Regions from separate parts of the Homo sapiens genome. Here region 2 is linked to region 1. A link is an interaction called in ENCODE POLR2A ChIA-PET data of the cell type or tissue named here. Cell type or tissue: HepG2. All regions are shown on one strand. Links, peaks and the distances in the headings refer to the core of each region. The heading gives the core; the rest is flanking DNA. Region 1 has its middle 11 kb from the start of UBTF. Region 2 holds the start of LOC105371800 (a long non-coding RNA gene).

Region 1 (10,402 bases), core at 745-8,744:
CCCGGGTTCGTGTCATTCTCCTGCCTCAGCCTCCTGAGTAGCTGGGACTACAGGTGCCCGCCACCATGCCCGGCTAATTTTTTTTTTAATTTTAATTTTTAGTAGAGACGGGGTTTCACCGTGTTAGCCAGGATGGTCTCGATCTCCTGACCTCGTGATCCACCTGCCTCAGTCTCCCAAAGTGCTGGGATTACAGGCGTGAACCACCGCACCTGGCGCATTTAGCAGGTTTACTCAGTATTCCCCTCCAAGTATCATCAATGTTCTGAGGTTCTGAGCTCTATCACCATAGACAAGTTTTACCTGTTCTTGTAGTATTTCCATTGTATAAATATACCACAATTTATCCATTCTACATTTATTTATTTATTTTAAGGTGAAGTCTTGCTATGTTGCCCTAGCTGGTCTTGAACTCTTGAACTCCTGTTTTTTTTTTTGTTTTTTGTTTTGTTTTTTTGAGACGGAGTTTCACTCTTGTTGCCCAGGCTGGAGTGTAATGGCACGATCTCGGCTCACTGCAACCTCTGCCTCCCGGGTTCAAGTGATTTCCGCCTCAGCCTCCCGAGTAGCTGGGATTACAGGCATGAGCCACCACACTTGGCTAATTTTGTATTTTTAGTAGAGACGGGGTTTCTCCATGTTGGTCAGGCTGGTCTCGAACTCCCGACCTCAGGTGATCCGCCCACCTCAGCCTCTCAAAGTGCTGGGATTACAGGCTTGAGCCACTGTGCCCAGTCTTGTTTTTTTCTTGAGACAGAGTCTTGCTCTGTCACCCAAGCTGGAGTACAGTGGTGTGAACTCGGCTCACTGCAACCTCTGCCTCCCAGGCTCAAGCGCTTCTCGTGCCTCAGCCTCCCAAGTAGCTGGGACTACAGGCCTGCACCACTACTCCTGGCCACCTTTTTGTATTTTTAGTAGAGACTGGGTTTCACCATGTTGCCCAGGCTGGTCTTGAACTCCTGACCTCAAATGATCTACCTACCTTGGCCTCCCAAAATGCTGCCTCCATCTCCCAAACTGCTAGGATTACAGGTGTGAGCCACCGCACCTGGCCATAAGTTCAAATTAATTAAAATTAAATAAAATGGAAAATTCAGTTCCTCAGTCACATTTACCATATATCCATGGCCCTATGTGTCTAGTGGCTACATTATTGGATACTAGAGATATAGAACATTTCCTAGGCTGGCGCGGTGGTTCACGCCTGTAATCCCAGCACTTTGGGAGGCCGAGGTGGGTGGATCACCTGAGATCAGGAGTTCGAGATCAGCCTGGCCAACATGGTGAAACCCTATCTGTACTAAAAATACAAAAATTAGCCTGGCGTGGTGGCAAGCACCTGTAATCTCAGTTACTCGGCAGGCTGAGGCAAGAGAATCACTTGAACCTGGGAGGCGGAGCTTGCAGTGAGCGGAGATCCCACCACTGTACTCTAGCCTGGGTGACAGAGCAAGACTCTTCTCAAAAAAAAAAAAAAAAAAGAAAACAATAGAGTGTGGTGATTTGGGGTACATGGTGTGAGGGGATGGCAGGATATGAAGGAAAGGGCAATTGAGTAGAGCTCTTAGAGGTAAAACTCACAAAAATATAGGGCCCCATCTGACCTAGTCCACCTGCAATTTTTATTTTTTATTTATTTATTTTTTATGTTTAGAAGAAATACGGACTTTAATGAAGAGTTTTCCTTTTGCTACAAGTGAGACCCGGGGAAACATCCCAACAACGACAAAAGGAGGCCAGGATGGAAACAGCCCACTCTCTCTTATCCACAAGGCCTAAAGAGAAAGCCCGGCTTGCTGTCGTGTGTCCACTCCGGGCCTAGGCAGGGCTGCGCCTGTAAAAGGTACTCAGGAACTGCAGGTTTTGCATTTCCCCTTTGTGAAACTAACATGCATTTGGGCAAACTTCTGCCTCCCAGTCTCGTGGTAAGAGGCCCAAGTTTTTCTAGTCCTAGGTGGAAATCAGTTTCATCTGCCTCAGGTCTCTGGTATAAATAATAATGCTGCTGATCCCAGTTACCTCACAGGCCTGGGCAACGAAAATGCCAAGAGCTGCAAAAGGTCTTGGAAAATTCAAAAAGGTGATGTATAAATTTAATAATTGATTATCATTTTGTGCTCAAGAATAAGCCATGGAAAACAAAATTAGGAAAGTAAGTCTATATCCCTAAAATATATGCATATAAAATTTTAAAAGAATGCAGTTCCAACTCTGCAGATAGTATTCAGGGATGGTCTACTGCTTTAGAGTCTCAATGCCCCTTTTCCCACCTCCACAAAATCCACCTGGGAGAGTTTACTGTACACGAAGCCCAAATTCAGTCACCCCCCACCCCTCCTCTCCCAGAAAGGGAGGCAGGGCAGAGGCTCCAGGAGGAAGGGCTACATTTTGGCTATAGAGTACAATAGGCATGCATCATGGGAGGGCAGGGTTTATGAAATGGATTGAGGGGCTCTGGCCAGGAGGCACTGAGCAAGGGACAGGTCCATCTTCCCCCTGGCTGGGAGGGGGGCTCTGGGACAATCTCTAAGGGTTGCATATCCCCAGGGAGAGGGGATATATGCCATTCTTGTCTCTATTCTCCCAACCCAAACCAGAGAGGGTGCTGAGCAAGGAGAAAACAGGGTCTCAGAAGCCAAGAAGGTGTCGGCATCACTGTCATTGAATTCAGGGACCCATGAACTCTTTTTTTTTTTTTTTTTGAGATGGAATCTCACTCTGTCGTCCAGGCGGGAGTGTAGTGGTACAATCTTGGCTCACTGCAACCTCCACCTCCCGGGTTCAAGCGATTCTCCTGCCTCAGCCTCCTTAGTAACTAGGATTATAGGTGCATGCCACTACACCCAGCTAATTTTGTACTTTTAGTAGAGACGGGTTTTCGCCATGTTGGCCAGACTGGTCTTGAACTCCTGACCTCAAGTGATCCATCCGCCTCGGCCTCCCAAAGTGCTGGGATTACAGGTGTGAGCCACCACATCTGGCACGAACTCTTTGCATAAAATATCTTCAGACCTAGGAGGTGGTCAAAGGCACAAAGTTTAAACATGGGGTGGGGGTTGTGGAGAGGTGTCTGGGGTACCCTGAAGCTCAGAGGTGTGATTTGTTCCCCCTTGCCCAGAAGGGTGACTGCTCCACTGGGCCTATCACCACAGGACATTTTCCATGACAAGCACTCACCTTCTTGGGGAAGGGACATCGGGTTGGCACAGGAAAGGCGTAGGTAAGGGGCCACTCTGTCCATTAATACTTCGGGTGATTAATGTTTGGGGAGAAGCAAGATTCTCCCCCAGGCTTCTGACTCAAACTCTCTCACTTAGCTGGATACTAAACCCAGTGTCCACACTACCCTCAGCTCTGACACAAGGCCAAACCCACAGAACACTCCCAAATGAGGTCCCGAGAGTTAGGGAATAGGGTGGAATCTTCTGGAAGAGGGCGCTGGGGCAGATCACAGTTTCCACTTCACAGGTTGCTGTAGATACAGTTCACTGCCCACAGAGATGATAGGCCAGTGATTGTCCATGTGGTAGCTGATGAGGTGACTGACACTCTCTTTTTTTTTTTGAGACGGAGTCTCGCTCTGTTGCCCAGGCTGGAGTACAGTGGCGTGATCTCGGCTCACTGCAAGCTCCGCCTCCTGGGTTCACACTATTCTCCTGCCTCAGCCTCCTGAGTAGGGACTACGGGCGCCTGCCACCACGCCCAGCTAATTTTTTGTATTTTTAGTAGAGACCGGGTTTCACCGTATTAGCCAGGATGGTCTCGATCTCCTGACCTTGTGATCTGCCTGGCTTGGTCTCCCAAAGTGCTGGGATTGACACTCTCAAAGCAGTGATCCTTTGTCCAAACCAGTCCTTCAGGGTCCACCAATAGCAGGTGCTTAGGCAGCCCACTCTGCAAGCCAGTAAGCACATACTGGCCTTGGTCATGCTCTCCCGCACCAGGAAGTCGCCATGGAGCTGCAGCAATGCCTCAGCCTCTCGCTGGCTCAGCTTCCCGTGGAACCAGGGCTCCCCTTGGAGCTGCTCAGCCATGGAAACCACTGGGGAGGGGGAGGCACCCAAAGAGCATCTTTAAAGGGCTTCATGTCAAAGAGGTCCCAGGGTGCACTGCGATTGATGGCAGGATGGGGGGGCCTAGCACCACCTTCTGCTTGCCGGGCCTTGTCTAGGTTCTGGACGTTGATATAGGGATCATTGAAGAGCTCTCTGCCTGCTGGACAGGGTGGTGGAGGTGGCATCTGTTTGCGGACTTCTGGATCTCCCCCAGCAGGCTATCCCACAGGCAGTGTAGCTCCCAAGTGGCTGGGGGTCCAGACACTGGGTGGAGTGGGTCAAGCAGCCTCTGAAGTGGCTCCTTCCCGAAGCCTCATGTCTACCAACTCCCCAAGAGAAGGTTCCTTCCCAGGGACGTCATTATAGTACTAATGGTCAGGTGGCTCTTCCTCCTCCTCATCCCAAGCTGATCCATCAAAGCCAGCCATCCTGTCTTGGGGGTGAGCAGTTGGGGTGGGTTCGTGAGGTATTGTTTGAAGCACAACTCGAAGGCCTGGCCAATGGTGCTAATGACATCCTGGGAGGGCCTTTGGGACACTCCAGAATGTGGCAGGCTCTCTGATTCACAGGGTCTTTGGCAACGTAGGCAACATCCTCAGCTGTGTCCTGTTTGCAGTCTGCGGCCATGAGGTTGAGGCTGCTGGTGGAGACGGTGAGAGTGATTGGCATTCCAGCAAATTTCAGGTTACTCCTTCCCAGGATAGAGCTGAGCAGGCAGCTACAGGGCTTTCTCTTCCTTGTCACCCCCTTCACACCCAGCACAGCATCACACACCAGACTGATGGCCTGCCTCCCTGCGTGACCTGAGTTGGGTGTTGAAGTCGAGGGCACGCATTGATTGCAGGACCTCCATATAGCCCATGGAAGTGAGCCTGGGCCATTAGCATCCTCTGCTACAACAGCTGTGGATTGGAGCTAGCAAAGTGAGGACAGGAAGGAAGTGGTCCCAGCGGACATAGAGCAGGGCCAAGAGGAAGAGCAAAGCAGGGCCTCATGGAGTCTCCGCACCGCACCACAGGCCGATTTGATTCCAGATCACACCACTGCCTGCTTAGGTCACCACTCCAACTTTCTCCCCTGGCTCTGCCTCCCTAGAGAAACTTTATTACGCTCACTTCCCGCCTCACTAACCCCTGACCCTCTCCCCCTGCAGTTTTTAACTTTCTGAGTTGCTCACATTGAGCCTACAGCAATTTGTCAATTACACTTCAGGTTTTTCTACCCTGGCACTGGTTCCTGTGGAGGTTACTGCTTGTGAGTTTCTGCTCCCATCAACTGTGATTCTCAGGCTGGGCGTGGTGGCTTATGCCTGTAATCCCAGCACTTTGGGAGGCTGAGGCAGGAGTATTGCTTGAGCCCAGTAGTTCAAGACCAGCCTGGACAACATAGGGAGACCCCATCTCTACCAAAAATTGAAAAATTAGCTGGGTGTGGTGGCTCGTGCTTGTAGTCCCAACTATTAGAGAGGCTGAGATGGAAGAATCGCTTGAGCCCAGGTATTTGAGGCTGCAGTGAGCTATCATTTTGCCACTGTACGCCAGACAGAGCAAGAGCCTGTCGAAGAAAAAAAGAAATTGTGATTTTATCTGACTGTCTCACCAATTTAGGGCATAGCAATTTGCTGTGTGACCCCACTTCTCTGATGGATCTAAGAAGGGTTGATTTTTCAGTTTGTTCAGCTTTTTACTTGTTTGAATGTAGAGGTGATTTCCAAGCTCTTTACATGTTAGACTGGAAACTCTTCTTCCTGTTTTTTTTTTTTTTTTTTTTAAGAGATGAAGTCTTGCTATGTTGCCCAGGCTGATCTTGAACCCCTGGGCTTATAATCCCAACTCCAAAGTGTTGGGATTATAGGCGTGAGCCACCTTGCCCAGTTGAAATCCTCTATTTCGTTTTGAGTGAATTTGGCTGTTTGTGTCTTTCACTCTGTTTAAAAAACTATATATGGGTTGGGTGTGGTAGCGCATGCCTATAATCCCAGCACTTTGGAAGGCCAAAGCAACGGGATTGCTTGAGCCCAGGAGTTTGAGACCAGTCTGGGCAACATAGCAAGACCCTCTCTCTACAAAAAAATACAAAAATTAGCCGGGTATAGTGCCCTCATGCCTGTGATCCCAGCTACTCAGGAGGCTGAGGCAGGAGGATCACTGGAACCCAGGAGGTTGAGGCTGCAGTGAGCCATGATTGCTCCACTGCACTCCAGCGTGGATGACAGAGTGAGACCCTGTCTCAAAAGAAAAGAAAAAAGAAAAAAAATTCCCACACAGCACAGATGATAGGATTTTTTTTATCCTGACGTATAGGAACTTTATTTTACTTTTAAATTTATTTAATTAATTATTATTATTATTTTTTGAGGTGGAGTTTTGCTCTTGTTGCCCAGGCTGGAGTGTAGTAGCGCGATCTCAGCTCATTGCAACCTCTGCCTCCCAGGCTCAAGCAATTCTCCTGCCTCAGCCTCCCAAGTAGCTGGGCGCACCACCACGGCCAGCTAATTTTTGTAGTTTTAGTAGAAACAGGGTCTCACCATGTTGGCCAGGCTGGTCTCAAACTCCTGGCCTCAAGCGATCCGCCTGCCTCAGCCTCCCAAAGTGCTGGGATTACAGGAGTGAGCCACCGCGCCCTGCCAATAGGAATTTTACCATTTCGTTTAAGTTGTCAAATGTATGGGTATTTATGTTTGTAGTATTCCTTTGTTATTCTTTTAATGTTTTTAGGGTCTGTAGTGATGTCTTCCATTTCTGTTATTTATAATTTGTGTCTCTTCTCTGTTTTTCTTGGTCAGTCTGACCAAAGGTTTATAAATTTTACTCATTTTTTTTCAGAGAACTAGCTTTTCGTTTCATTGATTTCCTCTACTGTTTGTTCTTAATTTCATTGATTTTTTTTTTTTTTTTTGAGTGACTCACTCAGTTACCCAGGCTGGAGTGCAGTGGTGCTATCTCGGCTCACTGCAAACTCTGTCTCTCAGGTTCAAGCGGCTGTGCCATCTCAGCCTCCCGAGTAGCCAGGACGATAGGTGTGCACCACCATGCCCGGCTAATTTTTGTATTTTTATTAGAGATGGGGTTTCACCATGTTGGCCGGGCTGGTCTCGAACTCCTGACCTCAAGTGACCCACCTGTCTTGGCCTCCCAAAGTGCTGGGATTACAGACCTGAGCCACCAAGCCTGGCCAATTTCATTGATTTCTATTCTATCTTTATTATTTCCTTCCTTTTGTCTGCTTTGGGTTTAATTTGCTCATTTTTTCTAGTTTCTTATAGCAGGAGTTTAGGTTATTGATTTGAGATATTTCTTATTTTCTTTTTCTTTCTTTCTTTCTTTCTTTCTTTTTTTTTTTTTTTTTTTGAGATGGAGTCTCACTCTGTTGACCTCAAATGATCCGCCTGCCTTAGCCTCCCAAAGTGCTGAGATTACAGGCGTGAGCCTGCTCGCCTGGCCTCTTATTTTTTAATCTAGGTATTTAATGCTCTGTTTCCCCCTAAGCACTACTTCATTGCATCTCACAAATTTTGATATGTTTTCATCCTCCTTTAGTTCAAAATATTTCTCAATTTCACTTATGACTTTAGCTTTGGTCTATGGGTTATTTAGAAGTGCATTGTTTTACTTTCCAAATACTTAGGGATTTGTGGCCTGGCGCTGTGGCTCATGCCTGTAATCCCAACACTTTGGGAGGCCAAGGCGAGCAGATCATTTGAGGTCAGGAGTTTGAGAGCAGCCTGGCCAACATGGTAAAACCCCGTTGTCTCTATTAAAAATACAAAAATTAGCTGGTCATAGTGGCACACACCTGTAATCCCAGCTACTTGGGAGGCTGAGGCAGGAGAATTGCTTGAACCCGGGAGGCGGAGGTTGCAGTGAGCCGAGATCGCGCCACTGTACTCCAGCCTGGGCGACAGAGAGAGACTCTATCTCAAAACAAACAGAAACAAATATTTAGGGATTTGCTAGATGTCTTTCTGTTATTGATTTATAATTTAATAATGTTATGAACATAGGCTATGTTTTCTGTGATTTCCATTCCTTTAAATTTGTTAAGGTTTGTGTTTGTGGCCCAGAATGTTGTCTATTTTAAGGTGAATGATCCATGGGCATTTGAAAAGAATATGTATTCTGCTGTAGTTGGGTGGAGTGTACCCTAAAGATAAATTAGGTCAAGTTGGTTGCTGGTGCTATTTAGGTGTTCTATATCCTTCATGATTTTCTGTCCACTAGTTCTATCAATTATTGAGAGAGTAGTGGTAGTTCCTGCCATAATGGTAGATTTATCTGTTTCTCCTTTCAGTTCCATTAGTTTTAACTTCATGTATTTTGAAGTTTTGTTTAAAAAATTATATAAGGGCCAGATGGAATGACTCATGCCTATAATCCCAGCACTCTGGGAGGTCGAGGTGGGAGGATCGCTTGGGCCCAGGAGTTTGAGACCAGCCTACGCAACATAGGAAGACCTTGTCTCTACAAAATTTTATTTTTTAATTGGCTGGGTGTGGTGGTGGGTGCCTGTCGTCCTAGCTACTCCAGAGGCTGAGGTAGGAGGATTACTGGAGCCTGGGGGGTTGAGGCTGCAGTGAGCCATGATTGAGCCACTGTACTCCAGCCTAGGCGACAGAGCGGGACGCTGTCTAAAATTTAAAAAAAATAAAATGCACACACATATATAGACATGCTCTATTTTAAAATATATGTAAGGTAGGCTTGGCGCAGTGGCTCACGCCTGTAATCCCAGCACTTTGGGAGCCTGAGATGGGTGAAATCACTTGAGTCCAAGAGTTCGAGACCAGCCTGGGCAACATGATGAAACCCTACCTCTACCAAAAATACAAAAAATTAGCTGGATGTACTGAAACATGCCTGTAGTCCCAGCTACTAGGGAGGCTGAGGTGGGAAAATCACTTGAGCCCAGGAGGTGGAGGTTGCAGTGAGCCAAGATCGTGCCACTGCACTCCAGCCTGGGAGACAGAGCGAGACCCTGTCTCAAAAAAAAAAAAAAAAAAGGAAAAATATATATGTAAATTAGTGTTCACATATAATAAATCTGGAGGAATATACTCTAAATTATTAACAGTCATTACTGGAGGTTTTTTTGTTTTTTGTTTTGTGTTTTTAGAAACAGCCTCCCACTCTGTCTTACTCTGCTGGAGAGCAGTGGTACCATCATAGCTCACTGCAGCCTCAAAGTCCTGGGCTCAAGTGATCCTCCCACCTTAGCCTCTCGAGTAGCTGGGACTACAGGTGAACACCACCACACCTGGCTAATTTTTAAATTTTTAGTAGACACAAAGTCTCACCATGTTGCCCAGGCTGGTCTTGAACTCCTGACCTCAAGTGATCCTCCTGCCTCGGCCTCCCAAACTGCTGGGATTACAGGCATGCGCCACCACACTTGGCCAAATTACTGGAGATTTTTATTCTGTATGTTAAATCATTCTGTAATTTAAGTGTTTTATACATGTATTATTTTTGAAATCTGAAAATACAAAGATATGTTTTAATGGAAGTAGAGAGATGATTTGATGTGTGTGAGTGTGCATGTGTCCCCCAGCCTGAAAAGCATTTTCTGGTCCATCTTGGGAAAAAGTCAGCTGAGCACTCCTGCTGGGCCCTCAGGCCATAACCCACACCTCCTGCTTCTGCTTCCTCACCCAGCCCTTCCTTCCTTACCTCCTGTCAGCTGGCTCTGGGCCCAGGTACATGGGAAAGAAAACCTTCTGAGGTCACCATGTGGTCTGCCAACCCAGCAGGCTTTCCATGATGTCACTTCACTTTGCTGAGCAAATTTCACCCATTTCTCTTCAGGCTACTTCTCAGATATATTCCATTTCATAGACTCTATTCCTTCAAGATATTCCACCTCTCTCATCACTGGGACAGTTACTGCTTGTCCCTCAGGAGTCAGATCAAATGTCTCTCCCTCCAAGAAGCCCTGCCTTACTCCAGCTCCCTCTGCTCCTGCCACTCCCTGCACAATACTAGTGTTTTCTTTTGTTTTGTTTTTGAGACAAGGTCTCACTCTGTCACCCAGGCTGGAGTGCAGTGGCGCGATCACGGCTCACTGAAGCCTTGACCTCCTGGGCTCAAGTGATCCTCCCACTGCAGCCTCTGGAATACTGAGACTATAGGCGCTTGCCACCACGCCTGGCCACAATTTTTTTTTTTTTTTGAGACAGGGTTTTGCCACATTGCCCAGGCTGGTCTCAAACTCCTGGGCTCAAGGCATCTGCCCACCTCAGCCCCTCCCAAGGTGCTGGGATTACAGGCGTGAGCACCATGGCCAGCCAGTGCTCACTCTTGCTGAACGTCGGGCCCCATGCTGACTGCAGGTCCTATGATAGCATGGGCTAT
Region 2 (10,402 bases), core at 1,174-9,173, 1.7 Mb after region 1:
GGGTGCGGTGGCTCATGCCTGTAATCCCAGCACTTTGGGAGGCCAAGACAGATTGATCACTCGATGCCAGGAGTTCAAGACCAGCCTGGCCAACATGGTGAAACCTTGTCTCTACAAAAACAAAACAAAACAAAAATTAGCCGGGTATGGTGGCATGCACCTGTGGTACCAGCTACTCAAGAGGCTGAGGCACAAGAATCTCTTGAACCTGGGAGGTAGAGGTTGCAGTGAGCCGAGATCGCACTACTGCATTCCAGCCTGGGTGACAGAGCAAGATTCTGTCTCCAAAAAAAAAAAAAAAAAGAAAAGGAAAGCTAAAGGAGAGAGACTAAAATGATATCAGGTTCCTGGAGAACAAACAGACATGATTTTGCTTCATGGCAGGACAGCCGGAAGAAGTGGGATTATATCCTCACATTACAAATAAGAAAACTGAGACTCAGAATGGTTAAGTCACTTGTCCCAGGCCACACAGCCAGTAAATTACAGAAACAGAATTTGAACCCAAATCTTCCAGCTCCAAAGCTTGTGTTCTTTTCACTACCTCCTGCTTAATTTTTTAATTTCTAAGATTAGACCCTTCATCTATCCATGACACCTGCCTGTCATCCCCTGAAAAAAGGTGAACGCCGTTCAGAAATTTTTCTAGCCTGAGCTCACTCCCAGTTCACTTATTTTTGCTTTGTCATGGCTGCCCAGTCCCCACTTGTAGACCAGGAATAGGTCATGGCTGCGGGGACTACACGCTGTCGCTGCTGCAAGGGCCGGCCTCTGTTTCCGGGGCTGAGTGGGGGCCAGACCTGCCAGGAGCACCATCTTCTGTGGGTCCTGCCTGGATGTCACATCCCGGCCCCAAGAAGTCACTGCAAACCTTCGTATTATTGAGCTTCACATCCTAGAATTTGCTGTCACTGTGGCTGCTGCATGAAGTTGTCCTGAGAGAAACGGGCATTGTCATTAACAGGGAAATTGATGGTCTGGGGGAAAAGTCATCCTCATTCTCTTGCAGATCTATGGGTGATTGAGACTGGCTGATGTTGAAGGGGTTTCTCAGCCATCGTGTGCCATGTTATGGAACAGTGGTGTAGCCAGCCATTTGACACCCAGCGCTGACCTTTGTTTAACAACCTCACCTATATATGACAAAATGATTGTCAGAAATAATCGTGTAATGAAATGACTGTAATAATGGCCAGAAAAGAAACGCAGATAGTAAAATGTTTCTCTTGTTGAACTCTGTACATATAATTGCACCAGGATTTTTTTCAAATAAAAAGTAAATATTATACTACAAAAAAGGGAAAAAGCACAAGCATTTATTAAATAGCTTTCTATATCTTTCTGAGTTTTGATCCTTTGATTGCAGACTGATGTAATATTTTATGTAAATCATTGCTTGGTTACTAAGTGAACTTTAAGAAAAGTGAGACGTCTGCAGAAGTTGCCCATAATTTAGCAGCTACTGTATTGTACCATTGATGTACGGCTTTATTTTCTTGATTAATTATTTAAACAATATAATTCACAATTTTAAAATAATAAATTTCCACTTAAAATGGTATTTAAACTCAGCAAAATATATCATCTATGAGTAAAATTTGTATTTACCAAGCAAAAATATTACAGTTTGTGGTTCACATGCTGTCTCACTGTTTTAAATTTTAAATACAAAAACTCCAAGTAGGCTGGGTGTGGTGGCTCACACCTGTAATCCCAGTACTTTGGGAGGCTGAGGCAGGCATATCGCTTGAGTTCAGGAGTTCAAGATTTGCCTGGGCAACATAGTGAGATCCTGTCTCTACTGAAAACAATTAGCTGGGTGTGGTGGCACATGCCTGCGGTCCCAGCTACTCAGGAGGCTGAGATAGGAGGATCACTTGAACCCTGGGGGACAGAGGTTGCAGTGAGGCAAGATTGCACCACTGCACTCCAGCCTGGGTGACAGATTGAGACCCTGTCTCAAAAAAAGAAAAAAAAAAAAGAAACACAAAAACTCCAGGTGGTCGCACAGAATGACAGGACTGAAGTAACTTAGCTCCAATTTCTGTCTTCATAATCACTGTCCTACCATTGTCTGTGCTTAGAATCTACTTGCTTAATGCAGGAACATGTGTTCTCACAGAGATGGAAAATGCAAATGGCGCCAGAAGCAAGCTGGAAATTCTGAACCATTAAGAATTTACTCTCTGCCAGGCACGGTGGCTCACGCCTGTAATCCCAGGACTTTGGGAGGCTGAGGCAGGCAGATCATCTGAGGTCAGGAGTTCAAGACCAGCCTGGCCAACATGGTGAAACTTCATCTCTACAAAAATACAAAAATTAGCCAGGCATGATGGTGGGTGCCTGTAATCCCAGCTACTCGGGAGGCTGAGGCAGGAGAATCGCTTGCACCTGAGAGGTGGAGGTTGCAGTGAGCCGAGATCTATCTGCACCATTGCACTTCAGCCTGGGAGACAGAGTAAGACTCCATCTCAAAAAAAAAAAAAAAAAAAAAGAACTTACTCTCAAAATAAATACGTGTGGCTGACTCCACATATGGTAGGGCCAACTGTATAACTAGAAGTTCTCCAAATAACTTCTGTGGAGAAAAAAAAGTTTATTAAAGGTTAACTTTTTTAAAGTGCTAACTAGAACCTTACTAACACTGAGATCGCACCAATTGTTTATAACTTAGACAGGGCCGGGTGCAGTGGCTCATGCCTATAATCCCAACACTTTGGGAGGCCGAGGCAGGTGGATCACTTGATGTCAGGAGTTCGAGACCAGCCTAACCAACATGATGAAACCCCATCTCTACTAAAAATACAAAAATTAGCCAGGCACGGTGGTACACGCCTGTAATCCCAGCTACTGGGGAGGGTGAGGCAGGAGAATCTCTTGAACCCAGGAGGCGGAGATTGCAGTGGGCCAAGATCGCACCATTGCACTCTAGCCCCAGCAACAAGAGTGAAACTCTGTTTCAAACAAACAAACAAAAAAAAAAACCTCTTGGACCAGGAAAATATTTTTTAAGGGAGGAGTATTTTATCACTGGCATTGTTTAGGATTGCAGGCACATGATGCTAATGAAAAGCAGACTAACTATTAGTTGGTTTTATTACTGTTTTTGAACTCTCTCTCTCCCTTTTTTTTTTTTTTGAGACAGAGTCTCTCTCTCTGTCACCCAGGCTGGAATGCAGTGACTGCAGTCTCAGCTCACTACATCCTCTGCCTCCTCAGTTCAAGTGATTCTCGTGCCTCAGCCTCCCGAGTAGCTGGGATTACAGGGCACCACACCAGGCTAAGTTTTTGTATTTTTAGTAGAGGCAGGGTTTCACCATGTTGCCCAGGCTGGTCTCAAACTCCTGGCCTCAAGCGATCTGCCCATCTTGACCTCCCAAAGTGTTGGGATTACAGGCGTGAGCCACCGTGCCTAGCCCTGTTTTTGAACTCTCTAGAGACAGTCCAGCCCCTTATTACTTGTCCTGAGGCAGCTGCTCCCTTCACCTGGCCCCCCGCATTGTGTTCCGGACCCTTGTCCTGGTGGTGCTAAAGAATATCTCTGTCGATCCTTTGGGGACTGGGGAAACTGAGGCCCAGTGCCACGCGATGCCATTTGTTCAGGGAAGATTAGGTCATCTGCTAGGTCCCCAGTCACTTGACCTTCTTCCCAGACAGGAAGAAGCTGCTCTGGGTCTCTCAGTGCTCCACGTGTCTTTGCACATTGAAATGTTTTCTGATTTTTTTTTTTTTTTTTTGCTGTTACATTTACTTTTAAAAAATAACAAGCAATAAAATGTTACATTTGAGAAGGTTGAAATGAGAATTGATTTGAGTTAAATTCTAGCAGATTTTTCTTAGAAGAATGATATCATCATCTCCAGCTACCTGCAATTGATCTACTCTGAATTAAGAAAGAGACTTCCATTTGTTGTTTATATTTTGCACTCTTGATGTGTTTCTTTAAATTATGGTCATGGGCCAGGTGTAGGAGCTCACACCTGTAATCCCAGCACCTTGGGACTCTGAGGAGGGAGGATCACTGGAGGCCAGGAGTTCAAGACCTCGTCTGTACAGTAAATTTTAAAAATTAGCCAGGCATGGTAGCATTCACCTGTAGTCTTAGCTACTTGGGAGGCTGAGATGGGAGGATTGCTTGAGCCAGAACTTTGAGGCTACAGTGAGTTATTTTCACGCCACTGCCCTCTAGCCTGGCTGACAGAGCAAGACCTGCCTCAAAAAAATAAGTAAAAAATAAATTAAATTTCAATCATTAGCAGTCATTAGGATATTTAAATACAGTATGTTGAATCAAAGTTACGCATGTGTGTATTTTTTTTTCCAGAGAGTTGTTTATCATGTGGGTTTTAATTTAACTTTAAAAAAATGTTGGCTGGACAGTTGCCCAAATGGTATCATCAGCCATTTGGTTGAGAACGTATGTCCTGCGGGCTCCTCTGTCACTGGAGTTTTGCTAGCTGACAGCCACTGGCTAGTTAGAGACTGCAGTCAGCACAGATGCAGGCGTGGACTTGCGCACGTAACCATGTCAATGCAAAGCCATCACTTCTTAAAAATTCTGAACCCTGCTGTCTGAGATGGTGGTGCAGCGGATAGAACTCTGCTCTAAGAGGCAGTAGCTAATTCCATGTCTTCTTTGCCCTTGACTAGCTGAGTGACTTTGCACATGGGGCTTGCCTCTCTGTTGCCTTGTCTGCAAAGTGGAATCATCTTTTCCTTGCTAGACAGAAGGTGGACCCTGGACCTATGGCCTTTTTGAGTTTCCCCCCCGCTTCTTAGAAGGACCTCTGATCCTACTGAGTTTAATACCCACGGGTTAATAATTGGGAAAAGCAAAGGAAGCGCTTCTGTTTAGGTAATTATATGCATGTTTTTGTCTTTTTCTGGCTGGAAAGATATCCAAGCCACTGGGAAGGTCCGTGGCTACCCAGGGTAGCCCTCTCTGGGGAGGGCTGCTATATCCAAGAGCCCCTCATGAGAATTTGAAAATCGACCATGGTAGGGCCTGCTGACTTTTGACAGCTAATGGTGTGCTGAGAATTGTCCCTCCAAAGATGCCTTTCCATTCCCTCGGGAGAGTCTGGGCAGCCCCTACTGGGGGCTGGGATGCTGGCTCTTCCCTCAGCCTCCACCCCAACTGCTCTCTTCCCTCCTCCCCTCCCCAGCCCCCTAATTTCTCTCACAAGGCTTTGTTCTGCAGCAACCTTTCCTAATGCAGTCCTGGCCTCTTCGCAGCTTCATTACATAACCTTCCGTGGACTCCTGGTCCAAGGATCACCCCAGAAAGCCAGTCAGAGGTAGGCACGCAGCTGGGGTCCATTTACTTACCTTCCCCACCCCCTCGGAACTCAGAGGTGGTGCAGGAATTTGGACTCCAAGAATTAACAGCTCCACCACCATCACCAGAGCCAAAACTCAGGATGCATGTGCTTCATCTGCTGCTTATTTCCAGCTGAGAGCCAGTGGTGCCATGGTTCCTTAGGGAGCCGGTCCCCTGATGCCGGCTCCTGGCCCCAAATCTCTCTGATCCGGGCTCTTCCAGAATGTCTTGTCTCCACCATCGCCTTTGACCAATGGTGTCCCTTTGCCTGGTAATGTCCCCTTTGCCTGATGATGGCCCTGTCACTCCTCTCTTTAGCACAGAGGAGGCTGTTTCATCCCTTCAAGCCTGCCCTCCCTTCAAGTCTTAGCTCAAGTTCACCTTCTCCGCAGAGCCTTCTCCAATCTTCTTGACTACGTCTCCTCTCAGCTCCAGCAACCTCTGTCTCTGGCACTGATTCCTTACTTAGCTAAGAGAATCACAGACACTTGGGGCTCAGGACAATCTGCTTTCTCTCTTCTTACCCATGGCCTTGGACTGTGTGTACCTCTTTGTCTCCACTCCCAAACCCAACCCCCAGAGGGCAGAGAGCATGTTGTCTGTCCCTTTGCTCAGCATGAAGCCATGCGTGTGGTAGATCGGCAGAGTTCCATAACTTGTGTTGACCGAGGGGTCACTTTGCTCTGAAATTACCCCTGTGTCCTTCAGTATTTGCACAGATAGCTTCCTGGCCAGACCGAATATATCCAAGGGCATGGCCCACCTCTGCTCCTGTTTCCAGGTCCCTGGTGGGGGTTAGTTCATGCCTTCCTCATAATCTGCCCACTGGCCTGGTCCTCAAGGTCTTCCCAACTGCTCAGCCAGAGTTGAGAAAATGGGTCGCTCCATCCTGTTTGTGTCGTTCTCTCCTTCCTGGCCCACTCTCCTGCCCACAGGTATCCAGGGGCTGCCTGTAGCATTAGAGGACATACATGCACATGCGTGGGCATGGGACACTCACGTAGCCTCCAAGCACAGCATCAATAATGCATTCTGTGCTTTATAGCATGGAAAGCTGCTCTAAACTTTATTACACAGTGGACATGTCTGAAGCAGCTCCCAAATCCACCCCTGAGTGTGTTGGAATTGGCAAGCCTATCACTTGGGAGTCTAGTTTTTTTGTTCGTTAATAATAGATGCTTCCTGTGGCCCCAGCTTGGCAATTTTGATTTAAAGTGATCTTAACTGAAGAGACTAATGGACGGGTCTGAATTTGTGCCTTTTAAGCACAAAGTATTGCTCTTAATTAACTGGATTCTATCCTTTGAGCAGGCAGAGGCCTTCCCCCAAGGGCGTCATTAACGATCCACATCTGGACATCTTCCAAAGCCTTCTTCTGTTTCAGGCCAACCGCAGGTGTGTTCCTGAACACCCAGGAGGCTATGAGAGCCACATATGCCTCCCAAATACACACAGTGTGCATGCCCAGGGACATAGAGCAGTGTGCAAAGTCCCATTCCATCTCTCTCCACCTGGGAGAGGATGGCTCTTCTGTCTGATTCATGGCTCAAAGTGGTAAAGGAGCTCCCCACTCCCCGTCCCACGCCTACTCAGAGTCTGCAAATATGTATGCGATATGAGAGCTCGTCAGTTAGCTGTCTTCAGTGTGGCGCACATTTGAGGAGTCTGACTCCCCTCCAGCACAGGCCAATGTGCACTGCTCTCCTATCTTTGTACCCCCACTGTTGCACTGTGCAGAGGTTGGAGCCATAGAAGTACCAGAGCTGTGAAAGGAGAGGCCCCCTCTCACCTCTGCCCTGGTCTCCATCCCCACTTTCTCTAGGAAGCTAGTAGGTGCTGACAGGGGAGAGAAGGGAGGGGAGGGGTCCAGAAACAGTGGCTCATGCCTGCAATCCTAGCACTTTGGGAGGCTGAGGCAGGAGGATCATTTGAGGTCAGGAGTTTGAGACCAGCCTGGGCAATGTAGCAAGACCCTATCTCTACAAAAAGAAAAAATGTAATTAGCTGGGTGTGGTGGTGGGCACCTGTAGTCCTAGCTACTTGGGAGGATGAGGTGGGAGGATTGCTTGAGCCCAAGAGTTTGAGGTTACAGTAAGCTGTGATTGCACCACTGCACTCCAGCCTGGGCAACAGAGCTGAGACCCTATCTCAAAAAAAGAAAAAAAAAAAGAAAGGAGAGAGAGAGAAAGAAAAGAAAAGAAAAAAAAAAAAGAAGGGAAGGGAAAGCCCAGAAGAGTGTGGGGAGAGGAGGCGGCCGTCATTCTGGGGCCCTCAGTGTGCACAACCAGATAACACATGCTCTGTGGGCTTTTGTACCATTTTGCTTGAGCATAAAGAAAGGAAGGCTGCCCCTAAATAGAAAGCACTCTGGAGGCAAACAAATCTGACTCCAATCCTGGCCCTGCCACTTTCCCAGCTGAGGACTTAGACAAGCACCCTAGCCTCTTGGACATTCTCAGAGCCATCTGCTGCAAGTGGGTGCTGCCATACCCACCTTACTGGGCAGGCTTGGGGGACCAAGGGTGGTAAATGGCTCAGTCTTTCATGATGCGGCCACACAGCAGGTGCGCCATCCAGGTCCATTTCTTTCCTTCCTTTCCCCCAAATCAAGTTGTCATTAAAGTACTAGTCCACATTAATGAAATCAACTGTATTAATTTTCTATTTGCTGCTATAATAAATCATCAGAAATTTAGTGGCTTAAACCAACACAAATGTATTACCTTACAGTTCTGGAGGCCAGAAGCCCTCCATAGGTGTCACTGGGCTGAAATCAAGGTTTTGGCAAGGTTGCGGTCCTTTCTGGAGGGTCCAGGGGAGAATCCATTTTCTTCCTTTTTCCAGCTTCTAAAGGTTTCATGCATTCCTTGGCTCATGATCTTCTATAGCTATAGTCAGAAAAATTTTCCATCAATCATCTTCAAAGCCAGCAATGGCAGGATGAGTCCTCACATCACCTTGCTCTGACACCAGTTCTCTGCCTCCCTCTTCCACATGTCAGGACCCTCATGATTACTTTGGGCTCACTCTGATAATCTGGGATGATCTCTCTATTTTAGAGTCAGCTGACTGGGAACCTTAATTCCATCTACAACCCCAATTCCTCTTTGCCATGTACAGTGACATATTCACAGGTTCTGGGGATTAGGACGAGCCTGTCTCTGAAAGGCTACTTTACATGAAAATTCATTTTTTTAATTAAGATTTTTTTTTCCTCTTGAGACAAGGTCTCACTCTATGGTTCAGGCTGGAGTGCAGTGGTATGATCACAGCTCACTGCAGCCTCGACGTCTCTGGGCTCAGGTGATCCTCCCACCTCAGCTTCCCTAGTAGCTGGAACTACAGGGGTGAGCCCCCATGCCCAGCTAATTTTTTTTTTTTTTTTTTTTTGAGACAGAGTCTCACTCAGTCACCCAGGCTGGTGTGCAGTGGTGCAATCTCAGCTCACAGCAACCTCCGCCTCCTGGGTTCAAGTGATTCTTGTGCCTCAGCCTCCCAAGGAGCTGGGACTACAGGTGTGCACCACCACGCCCGACTAATTTTTGTATTTTTAGTAAAGATGGGGTTTCACCATGTTGGCCAGGCTGGTCTCAAACTCCTGATCTCAAGTGATCCACCAACCTCAGCCTCTCAAAGTGCTGGGATTACAGGTGTAAGCCAACATGCCCGGCCCCAGCTAATTTTTAAATATTTTTTTTGTAGAGATGGGGTTTTACCATTTTGTCTAGGCTGGTCTTGAACTCCTGGGCTCAAGCAAACCTCCCACCTTGGTCTCCCAAAGTGCTGGGATTACAGCATGAGCCACTGCACTCGGCCTTAAGAGAAGATTTAATAATTAATACTTTACAACAAGATCTGGAAGAGGTGGGATGAGTAACTAAATGAGGATACAAGTAACCCGGGTCATATTTGCTAATACCCTTGGTCACATTGAACTTGATATCTTATCAGATTTTCCTAATCAGCTCCTTTAGCAGCAGTGTTGCAGCATCTTATCTCATTTTGTTTTTTGTTTTTTTGCCTAGCACATGCCTGTAAATCACTGGATTGAGGTGTTTAGATGTTTGTTGTCCTTTGGATGCTTCTTATAAATCCATATTTCATGGCTCCCTGGAAAGTGCTATGCAAATGATAAGCTGCAAGGATGGAAAGGAAATTGCAGTGCTCCTGAATTGTAAATGGGCTTTTACGAGGAGGTTTCTAATTACTCGCTCTTTCTCTTGAACTGAGGAGTTGAAGTGTAGGTGGCAGATCCATAACAGATAATCATGTGTGTGATGTGACTTCAGCCTGAGCGTCGAGGACCAAGTCACAGAGCAGGAACAGCCACTCTCCAGTGTCCTTGGGGCTACGTCTGAGGAGAACCTGGGATTTCATATATGACCTGCACTGGCTGGGGGGCTCTCTTGACGTAACGTGTTCCCTCTGAGCATGTTACAGATTCTGACATTCTTATGTTCCTTCTGTGGAGAGACATGTACTTAGTGACCTAACTCACTTTAGCATATTTTTGCTCATCGTTTGTGTAGCTTAAAGGAATCAGATAATTACCCCCTCCCCACTACTTTCGGAAGCACAAATGCAATGCCCTAGAATTGTACTGGGGACTCAAAAAGAAAAGAGAGTAGTAAAATCTATTAAAGGGGACAAAGACAGCCTATATACTACAAGCTTTCTATTTTTATGGCAGAGAATGCCATTTTCTAAGTAAACAGAGAACTGCATTTGACCTGCAATATCAAATGCATGGATTTGATGCTTTGGAAAGCAACTGTTTTCTGCGTTAATCTGGGTGTCTTCCGTGAAATGTCCTCCTGCCTTTGGCTTAAACACTAGCTTTGTCTACAGCCATTCCATCCTGAACCTGCCCAATCTTGTCTGAATCCTGGTTTCACCACTGACAAGCTGTGTGTCCTTGGGCAAGTTACTTCACCTGTCTGTGCTTCAGAGTCCTCATCTGTGAGTTGGGGAATCTGGACAGAATCTACCCCATAGGGCGTAGTGAGGATGTGTTGAATTATCCCAAGTGGCTACACAGAGTAAGCACTCAAATGATGTCATCGTTGTCATGATTGCTGTTAC

The links. ChIA-PET counts read pairs that join two places held together with the same protein. Peaks named below come from ENCODE experiments on the same cell type or tissue, not always from the same donor. Only the 100,000 strongest peaks of a DNase experiment are listed, where the experiment ranks them.
Region 2: POLR2A ChIA-PET joins it to region 1 with 6 read pairs; 2 of 35 experiments call an interaction of 5 or more read pairs at or near these places.

The regions. Positions count from the first base shown.
Region 1 is chr17:44,225,312-44,235,713 of GRCh38, forward strand. It overlaps the pseudogene SHC1P2. Among named protein-coding and RNA genes, the nearest start is that of UBTF, 11 kb to the left of the region's middle. RefSeq lists silencers at 9,836-10,036, 10,336-10,402. In HepG2, for the core only: no CTCF peak of the experiment used is centred there; no DNase peak of the experiment used is centred there; H3K27me3 peaks cover 2,969 bases.
Region 2 is chr17:45,930,122-45,940,523 of GRCh38, forward strand. The region is part of intron 1 of MAPT (microtubule associated protein tau); the gene reads left to right. It overlaps LOC105371800 (a long non-coding RNA gene), which reads right to left and starts at 5,863. Exons shown (of 4, transcript XR_007065822.1): 1 at 5,329-5,863. In HepG2, for the core only: a CTCF peak has its summit at 5,892 (motif pointing right); DNase peaks (open chromatin) are centred at 5,310 and 5,930; H3K4me3 peaks cover 2,239 bases.